Regions from separate parts of the Mus musculus genome. Here region 1 is linked to region 2. The links are chromatin contacts, found by Hi-C or POLR2A ChIA-PET in ENCODE. All regions are on one chromosome and are shown on one strand. The core of a region is the stretch at or near the end of the contact, and the rest is flanking DNA. Distances in the headings are between cores, read along the strand shown.

What was found. A loop is a pair of places that touch in the nucleus more often than their neighbours do. ChIA-PET counts read pairs that join two places held with the same protein, here RNA polymerase II (POLR2A).
Region 1: a loop to region 2 is called in a map of heart, with 6 times the contacts of the local background. The contact joins the promoter of Fbxw2 here to the promoter of Psmd5 in region 2. A Hi-C loop is called at or near these places in 13 of 37 maps with a recorded cell type or tissue (T-helper 1 cell, adrenal gland, gastrocnemius and 3 more). POLR2A ChIA-PET finds 5 or more read pairs at or near these places in 3 of 5 experiments (Patski and embryonic stem cell).

What each region holds. Positions count from the first base shown.
Region 1 is chr2:34,821,873-34,829,438 of GRCm38, forward strand. Fbxw2 (F-box and WD-40 domain protein 2) reads right to left here and starts at 4,363. Exons shown (of 8, transcript NM_013890.4): 1 at 4,300-4,363; 2 at 4,090-4,198; 3 at 686-1,195. The coding sequence starts at 1,175. It also overlaps a transcript of Gm34653 not described here.
Region 2 is chr2:34,868,712-34,875,834 of GRCm38, forward strand. Psmd5 (proteasome (prosome, macropain) 26S subunit, non-ATPase, 5) reads right to left here and starts at 2,251. Exons shown (of 10, transcript NM_080554.2): 1 at 2,039-2,251. The coding sequence starts at 2,211. It overlaps Cutal (cutA divalent cation tolerance homolog-like), which reads left to right and starts at 5,685. Exons shown (of 6, transcript NM_030021.3): 1 at 5,685-5,880. The coding sequence starts at 5,815.

The DNA of each region.
Region 1 (7,566 bases), core at 3,113-5,612, 45 kb before region 2:
GATGGTTGTGAGCCACCATGTGGTTGCTGGGATTTGAACTCGGGACCTTTGGAAGAGCAGTCGGCGCTCTTAACCACTGAGCCATCTCGCCAGCCCCTGAACATCGAATTCTTAGGGTCATGGGATTTTTGAGCAAGGAAAGAATTTGTCCCTTCCCATTATTTTCAAGGCAAGGAAACAAACACAGACAGGTTAAACAATTCATCTAAAATGTTCTTGCTAGACCTAAAATGTTTTTTTTTTTCTTGTATTTTTGTTTTGGTTTTCTCTGTGTATCACTTGCTGTCCTGGAACTTACTCTGTAGACCAGGCTAGCCTTGACCTTAAAGATCTGCCTGCCTTTGTCTCCTCCTGAGTGCTGAGATTAAAGGTTATGTGCTACCACACCCAGTGTAAAATGTTTTAAAGAAACGAAAATAAGAAGTAGCCTACACTTTTCTGATTCACATTATACTAGAGAGAATGTCTAAAACTTTTCTCATAAATCTTTATAGAAATGACTCTTCTCCAGGGGAAGAGCATGAGGGGAATGGGGACATCTAATCAGAGGAAATGCCACTCCCAATATCCATGTAGTCAACACTTGCTCTTCTCAAGAGGGAGGAGCTTAAAGGGATTAACCCTTGTAAGTTATTAAAGAAAGAGCACTGCTTCCCCTCCCCCATAACTCCCCCAGGCTCCTTACCTGTACAGAGAAGTCCATCTTTGTAGTAAAGTGCATACACTCTGGCACTATGTCCAATTAACGAAGAGGTCTCAAAGGCTTCATGGTCCTCCAGTTGCTTCATCCTCAAAATAGCCTTCAAATAAACCTTCTTCCAGTGCAATGAGTCCTGAACAGAATCATCTATCTGCCAGCCCAAATTTTTACATGCAGTCTGCCACACCTCTGTACAGGCACTTATCACCTTATTCCACTGCTTAGAGACCAGGCAGCATGTGAGTAAAGTCTGAGGATCGAGCCATTTTAACAAATAAAAACTGAGCTCCAGGGGAAGGAGTTTGAGGAAGTCCCGCTTGAGGAGAGTCTCCAGGTTATTGGAGAGATGCCTGAGCTGGACTGCCCCACTCAGACTAATCAGGTGGTCCAGAGTTTCATTTTTCTGCAAGTCCGTCAGAGAAAGAAATGTAACAGAAATGTTATCAAGCCATGTCTCAAAGTCCTTTCTCTCCATAAGGTTATGGAAATATTTACCTGTGGCACATCAAAATATTATATTAGTTCTGTTCAAAAAGATTTTTCAAGCAAGACTGATAATAAATGTAGTATTAAAAATTAGTGTAAAATTGGCATTACAAATTTATGCTTACTTTACAGTTAATATGCTATATCTGAAAGTTCCCATGTACACAAAAGAAAATACATCTAAGAAAACAGTTTTTTTGGGTTTTTTTTTGGGGGGGGTTTCAAGACAGAGTTTCTCTGTGTAGCCCTGGCTGTCCTTGAACTCACTCTGTAAACCAGGCTGGCCTCAAACTCAGAAATCCATCTGCCTCTGCCTCCCAAGTGCTGGGATTAAAGGTGTGAACCACCACTCCCCAGCAGAAAACATATTTTTAAAAATCATGATATAGTAAACAAGTCAGAGGAACATGTTAGTGTGTGACTTGCTCCTTTTTAAGTCTAACACATGCCACATGCACTGTCACCAAAAAGATTTATAGAACATTCATTCATAAAGAGTATTCTAGTCTACATACAACCTTCCACTCAAACCATTACAAAACTACCTCCTTAGTAATTTACTTCCTAAATGCACTCTATTTGGGAAGTTACAAGAATGGCACCAACATATAACATATACAAATCTCTGGAGCTGTGACCTCTGTATCAGTTATGCTACTAGGTGCAACCTGACCTGCCACCCAGATCACAAAATTTGGTTCTACAATAAATGTTGAAGCAAAAAGATGTGAGGAAAGAAAAAACAAATGTGTGCTAAGCTGTGTGCCTTGGGTATTCTGGTATTCCATTCCTTTACAGTACTGTCTGTTAGAACATGGATTGCTAAAGGCTACAGTTTGCTTTTATAAGCCTCACATAAGCTAGTGACAGCTCTTAACTGTGTTCCCTACAGAGCCATGAGGGTCCTTGTAGCCTGTAAGATAAAGCAAATTAACAATCTCCATGATGCTGGCACAGTGAAACATACAATCTTAGCTTCTTAGAGGCTGCCCTTACAAGATAACTAAGTTAGAGATCAACCTGGGAAATATGTGATCATGGAATGCTCAACTAAAGTCTAAGCTTCCATTTGTAAAACAGAAGCTATTCTAACTTAGCAGTGTGCGAATCAGAAAAGCTGCAGTGATACGGCACATCTAAGCCGCTAACTGCTTCCTTAGCTCTTTTCTTTCTGCACACCCCCCTTGCTATCTTGTGCCTCTCACCCTTCTCAATGTAAACACTTAACTTGTTCTGCAGTCCTCAACAGAAACAATCACAAAGCTCTGAGGAAATGTGTAGTATGATAAACATTCCTAAATTGGGAGATGAGAGCATGAATTTGGTTTCTGCTTCTAAGCAATTATATTTATGTTGGTCCTAATAACTGAAGCAGCGCCTAAAAATATCACGCTTGATTCTAACATGGTTCATAGAAGAAGTCAATACTACTGCCCTTACCAACAAAGAGGCTAGGGCCCAAGAGGCAGGGTGGCTCAACCAGAGTTACACAGGAGCAGCAGCTCAGTAGTACCCAATCTCCACCTGCATCTTCTACAGGCAAGGCATTATGGGTGTAAACTCAATGTTTTCCCTCCTTCTAGTCTGCATAACCTATGCAGGTAAGGAATCAAGGCTTCAGGCCTGTGAGATGAAGTGCTTACTGAAAAGCCTGATGACCTGGGTTGGATACCCAAAACCCACGTAAATTTGGGGGGAGAAAACTGACTCCATAAAGCTGTATGCAAAACCACGCACGCACACACTGGCATATACATGCTCCCTCCAACATCCTACATAGACACAGACATATAGACACACTAAAAATCATTTTTTTAAAGAACAAAAAATAAATACTCATTGTTGTTGGGAAGGTTGTCTCCTTGCCTCCCCTTTCACAACCAGTTAAAAGGTAGGCCAGGCGTGGTGATACATGCCTTTAATCCCAGCCCTCGGAGGCAGAAGCAGGCTCTGTGAGTTTGAGGCCAGTCTGGTCTACACAGAGGATTATGTGTACAGAAAAGTATTCTGTGAATATTGAGGAAGCTGATTAAATATTGCTTCAAGAGAGAACTGGAAAGAAAAGGGATGAAGTCCCTTTTAACAAAACATCTTTTTGTATTTAAAACCATGTGACTACACTATTGTAAAGATCTTTTCCTCCTTTTGCTTGTGATATTTAGAAAATTGTTTTTACTGTTCCTTTTTGTTTTGCTTTTTGTTTTATTTTGTTTTTTGAGACAGGCTTTTGCAGTGAAGCCCAGACTGGTCTCACAATTCACAAGACTGGAGTGCTGGGACTGCTGGAGTCCACAACCACCCTTGGCCTAAAAGCCATTAATTTAGAGACTAATCTTTTAAACCTTTGAAAGAATACAAATAATGTTTATAAAACACGGGCTCTGAAATTTCACTTGTTGGGTAACCATGGGCAAATCATTTCTTGTGTTTCAAGCCAAATTTCCTCACTTGTAAACTGTCGCCTGGTACTGTTTTACCTACAAGATTGTTAGGGTTAAACAGCGTTCTGTACAGTATCTGGCACACTATAAGCCTACAATAAATGCCAGTTACTGTTATAATGTAGTACTAATACTGTCATTTCTCCCCTTTTAAAAAGAAGCATCATCTCAAATACACACCTGTTTTCAAGGCATACACACAAGCATGGTGCCTTCCTACACATACTACTACGTTCTGCATTTTATAAACCACCTGTCCACATTTCATCATCTTTAATTAATTAAAGTGCTAGCCTTGGGGCATCAATGTTAACTCGTTTCGCGGCTAGGAAAAACCGAAGCACCAGAAGGCAGGAACTCTTAGCTCTAATTTTCCTGTCTAAAATTAACTCCGAGTCTCTCAGCCCGTTCGTGACTCCCTTGGTCCCCTGCTCCTGGAGCCGTGTTCCGCGCGGCACTGACCTGAGCGAGCGCCCCGGGGCCCGGGACCTCGCGCCGGGCTCACACCGACTAGGCGCGCTCGGGCCGCCAGAGCGTCGCAGCGGCCGGGTCCGCTCCACAGCCATGGCGCCTGCGGGGAAAGGGAGAAAACAGGCCGGGGCGGCGGGTCAGTAACGCCGCGGGCGCTGGGGATTCCTGTCCAGCCCGGCCCGGCCAATCGCAAATACAGACCTGGACCTACGGCCGCTGCTCTGGGTCCGCAGCCTCACAGGGGAGCGGCTTCCGGTGCTGCTGCGTCATCTCCGCGCGCCATTCCGGCGCCCAGCGTCGGGCGGAAGCGGCTCTACTTCCGTCTCTGCCCTCCAAGTACCTGGGAAAGAATGGCCCCGACTGTGGAAAAGGGCCGAACATGTGCTGTACCACCGTCTGCGCTTACACCTTATGATCCTGAGCAAGGTGGACCTCTAGATTTGCACAATGTTTATTTTCCTCATCTACTTTTTTTTTTTAACCAAGTTAGGGTAATATTTCACAGGAGAGAAAGGGCTAAGGCTCCAAATCCACATGTGACGATATTCAAACAGCCCATTGACACCTGGCACCTCCCAAACACGATTCTGACACAGCTGAACAAATCCCTAACTGCGCGAGGTCTATGTCTAGTCGTAGGAGGAAGACAGGACAAATAACAAAGTATACTGCAGGAAGCAAGGACAAAACATGGTAAGGGAGTTGGGTAGGGGCTGGGTTAAGCTCGAATCCCAGGACATACATGCACGCTGTCCAAACGTGGCCACTTAGCCACGGAGACAGCTGTTCTCCGAAGCGCTTGTTACATATCAGCTAACTAGCGTGAAGCCTTTAGTCCCCCCAGATAGAAGTGGTAAGCAAGAAGCTCTATAAATGCTGCTGTGTGAAAGCTTTGCCTGTCTGTTTGATGGGACAAGGTTTTTCTGTAACTCTGGCTGACCGGGACCTCGCTCTGTAGACCAAGCTGGTCTTGAACTCAAAGATCTGCCTGCCTCTCCCAATAGCTTGGGACTAATGAATGGTGTGCGCCATCATTGCCCAGTTTTTGGTTTGTTTGTTTTTGTTTTTCCTATTTAAAGCTTTTGTTTCCCTTGGGTTTTTTTTTTTTTTTTTTTTTTTTTTTTGGGTTTTCGAGACAGGGTTTCTCTGTGTAGCCCTGGCTGTCCTGGAGCTCACTTTGTAGACCAGGTTGGCCTCGAACTCAGAAATCCCCCTGCCTCTGCCTCCCGAGTGCTGGGATTAAAGGCGTGCGCCACCACGCCCGGCTAGGGTTTTTTTTAAGAGTTATTTATTTTATGCGTATGAGTACGCTGTAGTTGTGAGCCTTCATGTGGATGATGGGAATTGAATTTAGGACCTCTGCTCACTCCGGTCAACCCCGCTCCCTATGTGAGACCGGCGCTCGCTCAGTCCCAAAGATTTGTTATTATAAATAAGTACACTGTAGCTGTCTTCAGACGCACCAGAAGAGGGCGTCAGGTCTCATTACAGGCGGTTGTGAGCTACCGTGTGGTTGCTGGGATTTGAACTCAAGACCTTCAGAAGAGCAGTCAGTGCTCTCACCCACTGAGCCATCTCACCTGCCCTGTTTTCCCTTGTTTTACAGCAGCCGCCAGAGCAACAAGGCGAGAAGGGCAAATGCTAGGAGGAAAGGGAGAAGGAGTTAACAGTTCTTATACAAGCCTTGGGTGTCTGGTCTCTTAGATCTAATTAGATCTCTTAGATCTGTAGATCTAATTCCTTAGCCCTTAACGCCTGCTAGTGTTGCAACTCTTGGCCCACAATCCCTGAGAATCTTGGCTTTAAAGACTTGACAACCAAGCTAGAGATAGTGGCCCGGGTGCATACTCCCAGCACTTTAGAGGCAGAGGTAGCATAATCAAGAGCTCAAGGTCTCCTTTCCGGGTTGGGGAGGTGAGCAGGACCCACAGTCTCCCTTCTCAGTTGTTACAAACTTTTCTTCTTCAGCCCTCTCTTGCTTTCTATTTCTTCTGTCCTTCCTCCATTCCTGACCACTCTGAAGCCTCTCTGCTGCTGCTCCAGCTGTCACTTTCTAAGTTTTCCATGCTGACTGATTCTCTTGCTGCCACCATGAGTTTCCCATCTGCCATCAGTAAGCCTTTCTCTGCTGTCTGTGTAACCAGTTCACGGTACTGAGAGTTGGTGGGATCACTGGTGAGACAGGCTTTTTACTAGGCTTAATGTTGCAACAGGAGGGGGAGAGGTGTAGGACACTGTCTCCCAGCCAATCCCAGTCATCTGAGTGACTTGATTGCAACACTCTTGATTACACAGCCAGAGAAGGGACTGAATCAGTCACAATTATGAAAGTTTATGTTTGGGCCAATCTCAGCCTTTCTCCTTTGAACCAGTCATAGCAGTCAGAGAAGCTTTGAGGCTCAAGAAGTGCCCCACCTGTCATCTAATTTCACTAATAGTTTCAAGGTCATCTAATTTCAAGGTCATCTAATTTCACTAATGCTTGGGATAGCCAGGAATCTGGTACAAGCTGTGTCTTAGAACCCTGATGGGTTGTACCTTCTGGATCTGGGGCAATCATCTGCAATTGTGCATTCTTTTCAAGGCATCCTCGGAGTGTTCAAGGCGCTGGCGTAAGGGTAGTATCGACTAGCTATTTGACTAATAGTTTCTTTGCTTAAGGCATTGAGGGTGCAAGGCAGAACCCAACAGTTGTTAATTAGGGAGTCAAAATTGTCACATTCCCCCAGCTTCTTATTCATATGAAGTGAATATTAGACAGGTAGCTTTCAGTAAGGATTTAAATAACTTATCATTAGCACTAATAATGATTTTTACTAGTCTGACAGTGCTTTTCTTTAAATTAAACTTTAAGGGCTAGAGAGAAAGCTCAGCAGTTAAGGGTACTGGATACTTTTTCAAAGGACCCAAGTTAAATTCCCAGCACCCACATGGTAGCTCACAGTGTCTGTAACTCCAGTCCCAGGGGATCTGACACCCTTTTCTGGTCTGGGTACCAGGAATGCAAGTAATACATAGATATGCATGCAAGAAAAAAACACCTAGACACATAATAAAAAGTGTGTGTTTGTGTGTACATACCATGATGCATGTGTGGAGGTCAGAGGACAATTTACAAGAGTTAGTTCTTCCCCTTTTACCTCCTGAACCATCTCAGTGCTTTAAGGATGCTCAACACCTGCTCAGTGACCCAGGGAGACTGTGCCCTCCTCCTCTGTCCCAATCACACTCTCATCATACTGTCTTCAGGATTGGACACAAAGCAGCAGGACTTTCAGTATTAAGAACCAGATCTGAGAGGCACAACGGTTCACCCACCACAGGAGCCACTAAGAAGTACAAATATGTGCAGATTCCTGCCTGAGCTTACTTCCTTGTCACGTCCTAACGACGTCAGATTCCTGCCTGAAGCCCATTTCCTTGTCCTTGGTGAATGTCAGATTCCTGCTAAGCGGTCCCCCAAAGGTT
Region 2 (7,123 bases), core at 1,001-3,500:
CTCCAGCGAGCACACACATGCTTGCTCTCTCTCTCTTAAAATAATTTTTAAAAGCAGTGATGGTTTAAAGTGTATTGTGTATAAACTGTCTCAGGTCCTATGTGAGCCTTAGCTGCCAAGCAAGCTAAAGGTGGTAAGTCAGTCATCCTTGTTGGACTTCTATGGTGAGTATCAGTGATCTTAGGTGTTAAATTTCCCTCACGCAAGGTGTCAAGATTACAGATTTACAGCAACAAACCCAGAACCTGAATCAGCAGAATTTCTTATGTGGTCTAGACAACAAATTAGTAACAGTAGTGTAGTGTGGAGACTGCAATACTATCAGAGGAGAATCACTCCAACATATTGCAACTGCCATATATAGTACATATCCAGCTCTAAGTGCCCATTCAAACTGCCTCCTAGAAGCCGGGCGTGGTGGCACATGCCTTTAATCCCAGCACTTGGGAGGCAGAGGCAGGCGGATTTCTGAGTTTGAGGCCAGCCTGGTCTACAAAGTGAGTTCCAGGACAGCCAGGGCTATACAGAGAAACCCTGTCTCAAAAAAAACAAAAAACAACCAAAAAGCTTCCTAGAATACCACCCCAGCACGCAGCAAACTGTCTTCTCCATTTACTATATTCCCAAACTTCCCAACTTTGGTTCCTGTTGCCAACCTGCACTATGATTTTTCAGAGTCTTTTCATTTTCAATATGAAAAGCCGGCTAGGGAGAAGCCCTGGGAGAGAGCCTGAGCTACATACTGAGTTTAAGACAAGCTCTATACAGCAAGATCCTATTTCAAAACAAACTAACAAAACTGGACCCAGTACCTTCTTTAAAGGCTGTAGGCCTCATCTTGTATTTACCATGTATTTCCTGAACTGTACTTCAGGGCAGATGCAGAGAGGAACAAATGTGTTTCCTAACCACAAAGACACACACAGAATTATAACAAGGGAAAGGTATCCAGAATTATAAACAGAAAAATGATAATGTCATTATGGTGTCTGACGAAGAGCCACTTGCAGCTGGAGAAAGACTTTTTTGGGGAGGTGGCACATGGGCTGGGTCCACAGTCAGTAGAACTGGTGTGAGAGGAGTTCAGAAAGTGCCAAGTCATGCTCTAGGAACGTTAGTGATGGTAACACGGTAGTGGAACAGATGCGCTCAGTGGAGTAAATGAAGGAGAGTAGCCTGGAAAAGCAGACTGGAAAGCTACCAGGAAGGGCCCAAATACCAAACTATACAATCATGATTTCCACAGACAAGCTAAGCCAACTGACCTGAGACATTAGTTCTGGTTGCAGGGTGAGGGCTAGTCAGAAAAGGAAAATAACCACTAAAATACTGACTGTTAAAACCAACTTAGCAGACGTAGCAGGAGTAAGAGATGTAGCAGAAGGGAGGTAAGAAAGCGCACTGAAAGCATTCAGTGCTGACTGACTGGAGCTCACTATCTTTTCAAATTAAAATTCAAATACAAAAAGCACATTAAATGATCAAGTTAACAAATACAAGACATTTCTAATTTAATGCTATAGATGCATATTCATCAAAAGTTGCTATCCTAACATTTTAATTCCAGTTGCACATTAATAACTTCTACATATAATCCTGGGTTATGCAGTTTACTCTCGCTTGTAAGGGGTATATAGTGGATTAATTTACACATAAGCTTTACAATTTTCCTTTTTTTTTTTTTTTACATTCAACACTTTCATACATACACAGATCGGCCGCGCAACGTTACGCAGCAATAATTTATGTCCTTAATGATTTATTAATATGGTTGTTTCTAGTTTAAAGTTTTGCTGTCTCACAAATCTGTTATTCCGTACATTTTAATTCCACTGGACAAGCATTCACTGGATACTGAAATTAAAAGGCGTGCCGTGGACCCCGCCACAATATCAGCAGAAGATTCCTTCCGGAGAGGAGAACCGTCAAGACCCGGGCAACACACAGTTGTGGACATCTTGCAATTGGACAACCTGGACTTTTCTCCGAAAGACCCCTGCAGCCATCCCTACCCGCCCAAGCCCGGTGCTTCTCTCACCGATTGTTCTGGTTAAGCAAGGAGAACAGCGGGCGGAGGCGTAGCTCCGCCGCCTGCTCGCGAAGCTCGTGCAGCGGCACAGCCTGCACCACTGACTGCAGCGCACGAAGCTCCTCCAGCGGCGCCTCCAGCCGCGCCACCTCCCGCAGGAGCGACACAGCCTGCGCCGCCATCTCCCTGGCTCCCGTCTGCCCGCCCACCTACTAGGTTCCCAGAGCGCCTCTCTGAATCTCGCGAGATCTTACGGAGCGAAGCCTCCCAGCAGATCTGTCAAGTCTCGCGAGATCCTTTCTCAACGCGGTCCCCGCCCCTTTCTTTGGGGCCCGGAGTCTTGCGCGTGCCGGGAGACTAAGAGACTGAGACCGCCCAGGGGATCAAGAGGCTTTGTGCACGCTCTCCGCAGAGGCCTCCGTGACGGAACCGGGATGACTGAACCCGAGTCCGAGGCCAGGTGGCCATCAAGATGAGGCACATGGTCCCCGAAAACTTGGACGTGGGGCGCCGGTTTGACGTCTGTCAGCCAATGGAAGGCCTGATTAAGAGAAGTTTGGGGCCGATGTGCAGGAAGTTTTCGGCATCTTCCAGAGTCTGCGCGTGACGTAATCACCGAAGGACAGACATAGCATTTAGTGCGGAGAGAAGGAGCAGGCCATGGAGGGGCTGGCCTCAGACTCCGAGACCAAATGCACACAGAAGTGTCTGATGGAAATCAGTGGTCAAGGACAAGCTATATATATTTCGTGAAAGAGAGAGAGGAGAGAGAGAGGGAGAGAAGCTTAAAAATCGCTGCCATCTGCGAAACACGGGGTTGTTGGAGAAGAACCATTAAAAGCTAGTTGACAACCAACTATTTCAAGCCGTTGGAATGTCTGGTCAGAGTTGTAGACCTCATTTGGTCCCCTGTGCCAAGGAGATGAGTCTGTTTTGGAACGCATGGCTTCCTGTTCTTTTACGGAAAGAGACAAAAATCCAGGAAGCTTAGAGGAGACTAAGGATGGGATGCCCATCTGTATGTGTGTTCGCGCGTGCATGTCAGGGACTCAGGTGACAACAATAAAACTCTGCGACTTTACAAAGACCCTAATCCCACTCTTTTGGAAAAGGTTAAACTACCCGTTTCCCCATTTTATGTCATACACACGGAGAACTGTCACTAACCGTTGTCTTCTCTTTTCGTTACTTCACGATTATCGTACCCTTGAAGCCTAGAAGCTAATTGGCAGAGAAAACTCTTGAATTAAAGGTGTGGGTGATTATGAACAGAAGTCCCAGGCATTCAGACTCCTCCCCAGCCCTCCAAACTCCCAGGGGCTTGTTTTCTGTAGCCCTTGGATCATAATATTTTCCAGACATTCAGGAATTATATCAAGAAGACATTTGACCACTTTGCTCCCTGCGTTGAAAAAGAAAACTCACTTAAGTAACACAGCAGCCTTATACTACTTTTAGTAGTTGTAAAAGAAGTTTAAAAAAAAAAAAAGATGACACATAGCCAGTCATTCTTAAAGCTTGCGAGAAACTTAGGAGTATGTTGTGAGTGGCCACACACGTTTCCCTAGAGCTGATGAGATTTAAAAAGAATGGAGAATTGATTTGGTTAAAAATAATATTGGGAAAAGTGAGCCAAGAGTCTATATCCATAGACAAGAAGACCAATCCCTGCAACCACAGACTGAAGATGACTCTAAGCAAAGCGAATGTTGCCTATGCTAGGCCTCAGCCCTCACTGGTTGCAATTGCCCTGGATCCTGGCTTGAGATGGCTCAGCAGATAAAGGCACTTGCTGGCAAGCTGAAGACCTGAGTTCCATTCTTTATGGTATAAGGAGAGAGCTGACTCGTACACGTTGTCTTCTGAATGCCACACCGTGGCACATAGTCTTAAGTGCTGGCACATAGAGACATACACATGCCACAATATGTGTGGAGGTCAGAGGGCAACTTGCTCTCTTTCCATCATTTGGGTTCTGGGATTGAACTTAATTCTTCAGGTGTGGTGGCAAGCACTTTTACCTAATGAGCCATCTCTCTGGCTCAAACTCATCTCTATTGGCTCAATAGGTTGTCTATTTTGTTGAACTAAAACACACACACACACACCAGAATAATCTAGATACAAAATAGTGCCATAACCAGTTTATGCTGTGTCTCTTTCCCTATGTCTGGAGTTGTAATCATTGTCAAGTTAGGATATGTCACATTAAAGAGCTAAATTAAAAATTTGGAAATCTTTGAGCCAATGCAGTATAGCTTAGCAGGCAAGTACACTTGCTGCCAAGTTCAGTTCCTTGGACAAAAACTACATGGCTAACAAGAGAGAACAGACTTATGCAAAGTGTCTTTGACCCCTATATGTGCAACATGGCACATTGCCAGAACCTCACAGATACACTAAATAAATAAATGGACAACTCTCTTTTTAAAAAAAATCCAAAGAAGCCGGGAGGTGGTGGCGCACGCCTTTAATCCCAGCATTGGGAGGCAGAGGCAGGCGGATTTCTGAGTTTGAGGCCAGCCTGGTCTACAGAGTGAGTTCCAGGACAGCCAGGGTTACACAGAGAAACCCTGTCTCGAAAAACAAACAAACAAACAAACAAAAATCCAAAGAACTAAGAATATATAGAATCCAAAGAGTATATATATTTAGATGTTTGTACTTTTATGTGTGTGTTTGCCTGAATGTCTGTCTGGTGCCTGTGGAGGCGTTGGATCCCCTAGAACAGTTATGGATGGCTGTGAGCTGACATGTGGATTCCGGGAACTGAACCTGTGTCCTCTGAAGACCAACAATTGTTCTTAAGTACTGAGCCATTTCTCCAAGCACAGAATAAAATAGTTTCCAAAAAGTTAGCAACTCTAGCAACGGAGGATTCTGCATTCCTGAAGGACAATACTCAGCTGCTGGCTTATTGCTTTTCCAGTTTGTGGCAGCCCCCCCCCCCATTGGAATGCTTCTAAGTGTGTATGATGTGTGTTAAAAGATGATATTGGGCTGAATTCTAAGAAAGGCTTCCCAGAGCAACTGGTTTGGGAAGAGAGAAATGAATTCACTGGGCACAAGTACAGGTCTCTCTCTCTCTCTCTCTCTCTCTCTCTCTCTCTCTCTCACTCTCTCTCTCTTTCTGTGTGTGTGTGTGTCTGTCTGTCTGTGTGTGTCTGTGTGTGTGTTGAGGGGTGGTTTTCTCTGTGTTGTTACCTGGAACTTGCTTCGCAGACCAGGCTGGCTTCAAATTCACAGAGATCCACCTGCCTCTGCTTCTGCCTCTGGCACACTAGAACTGTAGGCTTTAAGGCCAGGGAGGCAGTTCGATGAGTGTGTGCGATTCACTTGCTGGTTTTTGTGGGTGGCTTTGGCCTGTTTACAGAAGGATTTTATCTGTGTGTTCAGGCTTTGTGCGCTGGGGTTTCAGAAGGTTTTGTTTCCTAAGAAAGGCTTTGTCTTTGTCTACCTATGTGGTTTGTTTACATGAATAGGAAGGAAAAGTAGCATTAGTTTTTGTAAGAACAGTAGCTCTGAAAAGTAAGCTCGGAAGAGGTGTTAACTAGTGGGGGAAAAAAACAAACAAACAGAAGCCAGCTTTCTTTCCCTGCCTGCTGACCCGCTGCTGGCCAGCCCCGCTGGGAGGGGCAAGCTGGATAGTGTCCTGGAAAAAGGTGTGTGCAGGGGAAGGAGGCTGCAGCTTAGGCTTCAGTGCCCGCCTCCCCGGCCCGCACCCTACCTGAGGCTGTAGTTCACGGTTACTGCCTAGGGCTAAATCCCCAATCCCCAACACCACCATGGACAGACCGGAATCACGGTGCCCTCCACCGGGCTCCCTCAGGCTCGTCCTTACATGCCTCCTGGTGAGTGCCCGGGTTGATTATACCGTCCTCCTTGCCCGCCCTGAGGCTTTTACCTGGGGACAGAGGGAGAAGAACTGAAGGAAAGGTATTTCTCTTCGCTGTTTTCGGGGTTTGAAGTGTGGGCAGGTTTGTGGGAGAACAGTTGAGAGTCTTGGGAGTCCTTCCCGTCCAGGTCCAGGAGGCCATCCAGTGTTAATGGGTTAGCAGCACCCTCTCACGCCTGCCGCGAGGGGATAAATGGGGTTGTACTCTGTGAGGGGAGAGTGCTTGCGGTGCAGTCTCCTAAGCCCTGTTTATTAGGTCTTTGCCTATTACAGTTACGCCTGTTTTCAGCAGGCTGCTATCTCATCTCTGAAGTGTCCGAAAAAGCGAATGTAGACAGTGGCATAGTAGCTGCCAATGGTAATGAGGACAGGACTGTAGGAGCGTCCAGAGTCCAAGGTTCTCTCTGCCTGATTTTGGTACCCACATTTGGAGTGATTACTCCCTTTCTCTGGCCACTATTTCTTTATTTGTGAAAGCTGCTGTAAGTCTATTTGAGGATTTTTATTTTTATTAAGTTCTGGATTTGTAGCCAGAAAAAGGTATAAGCTGAAAGTTGTGTTGATCTCAAGGGTTTTACAGATTCCTTAAAGCTAGGTTGGTTAAAATGTAATCCACTGGATCAGGTGAGGCTTCCTCTGCCTCATCCTGGATTTGTGACTCATTTCTTAAAGGCACGGTAAATACTCTAGGACAGAGAGAAAGGAGCCCACATGGTTGGTCTGTAATCCCAACATAGGCTGAGGCAACAGAATCCCTGCAAGTTCAAGGCTCACCGGGTCTACATAACGAGTTCAGGCTATCCAAGGGTACTTAGCAAGGTTGTCTAAAAAAGCAAAATAGAAAGAAAGGAAAAAAAAAAAGGGATAATGACTGGACCAAGTAAGAAATAACTGAACAGATACATACAATATTTTATTTAAATATAAAATTAGAAAAGCTGTATAGTTTATCGAAAGGACCCAGATGTAGCTGTCTCTTGTGAGACTATGCCAGAGCCTAGCAAACACAGAAGTGGATGCTCACAGTCAGCTAATGGATGGATCACAGGGCTCCCAATGGAGGAGCTGGGGAGAGTACCCAAGGAGCTAAAGGGATCTGCAACCCTATAGGTGGAACAACATTATGAACTAACCAGTACCCCGGAGCTCTTGACTCTAGCTGCATATGTATCAAAAGATGGCTTAGTCGGCCATCACTG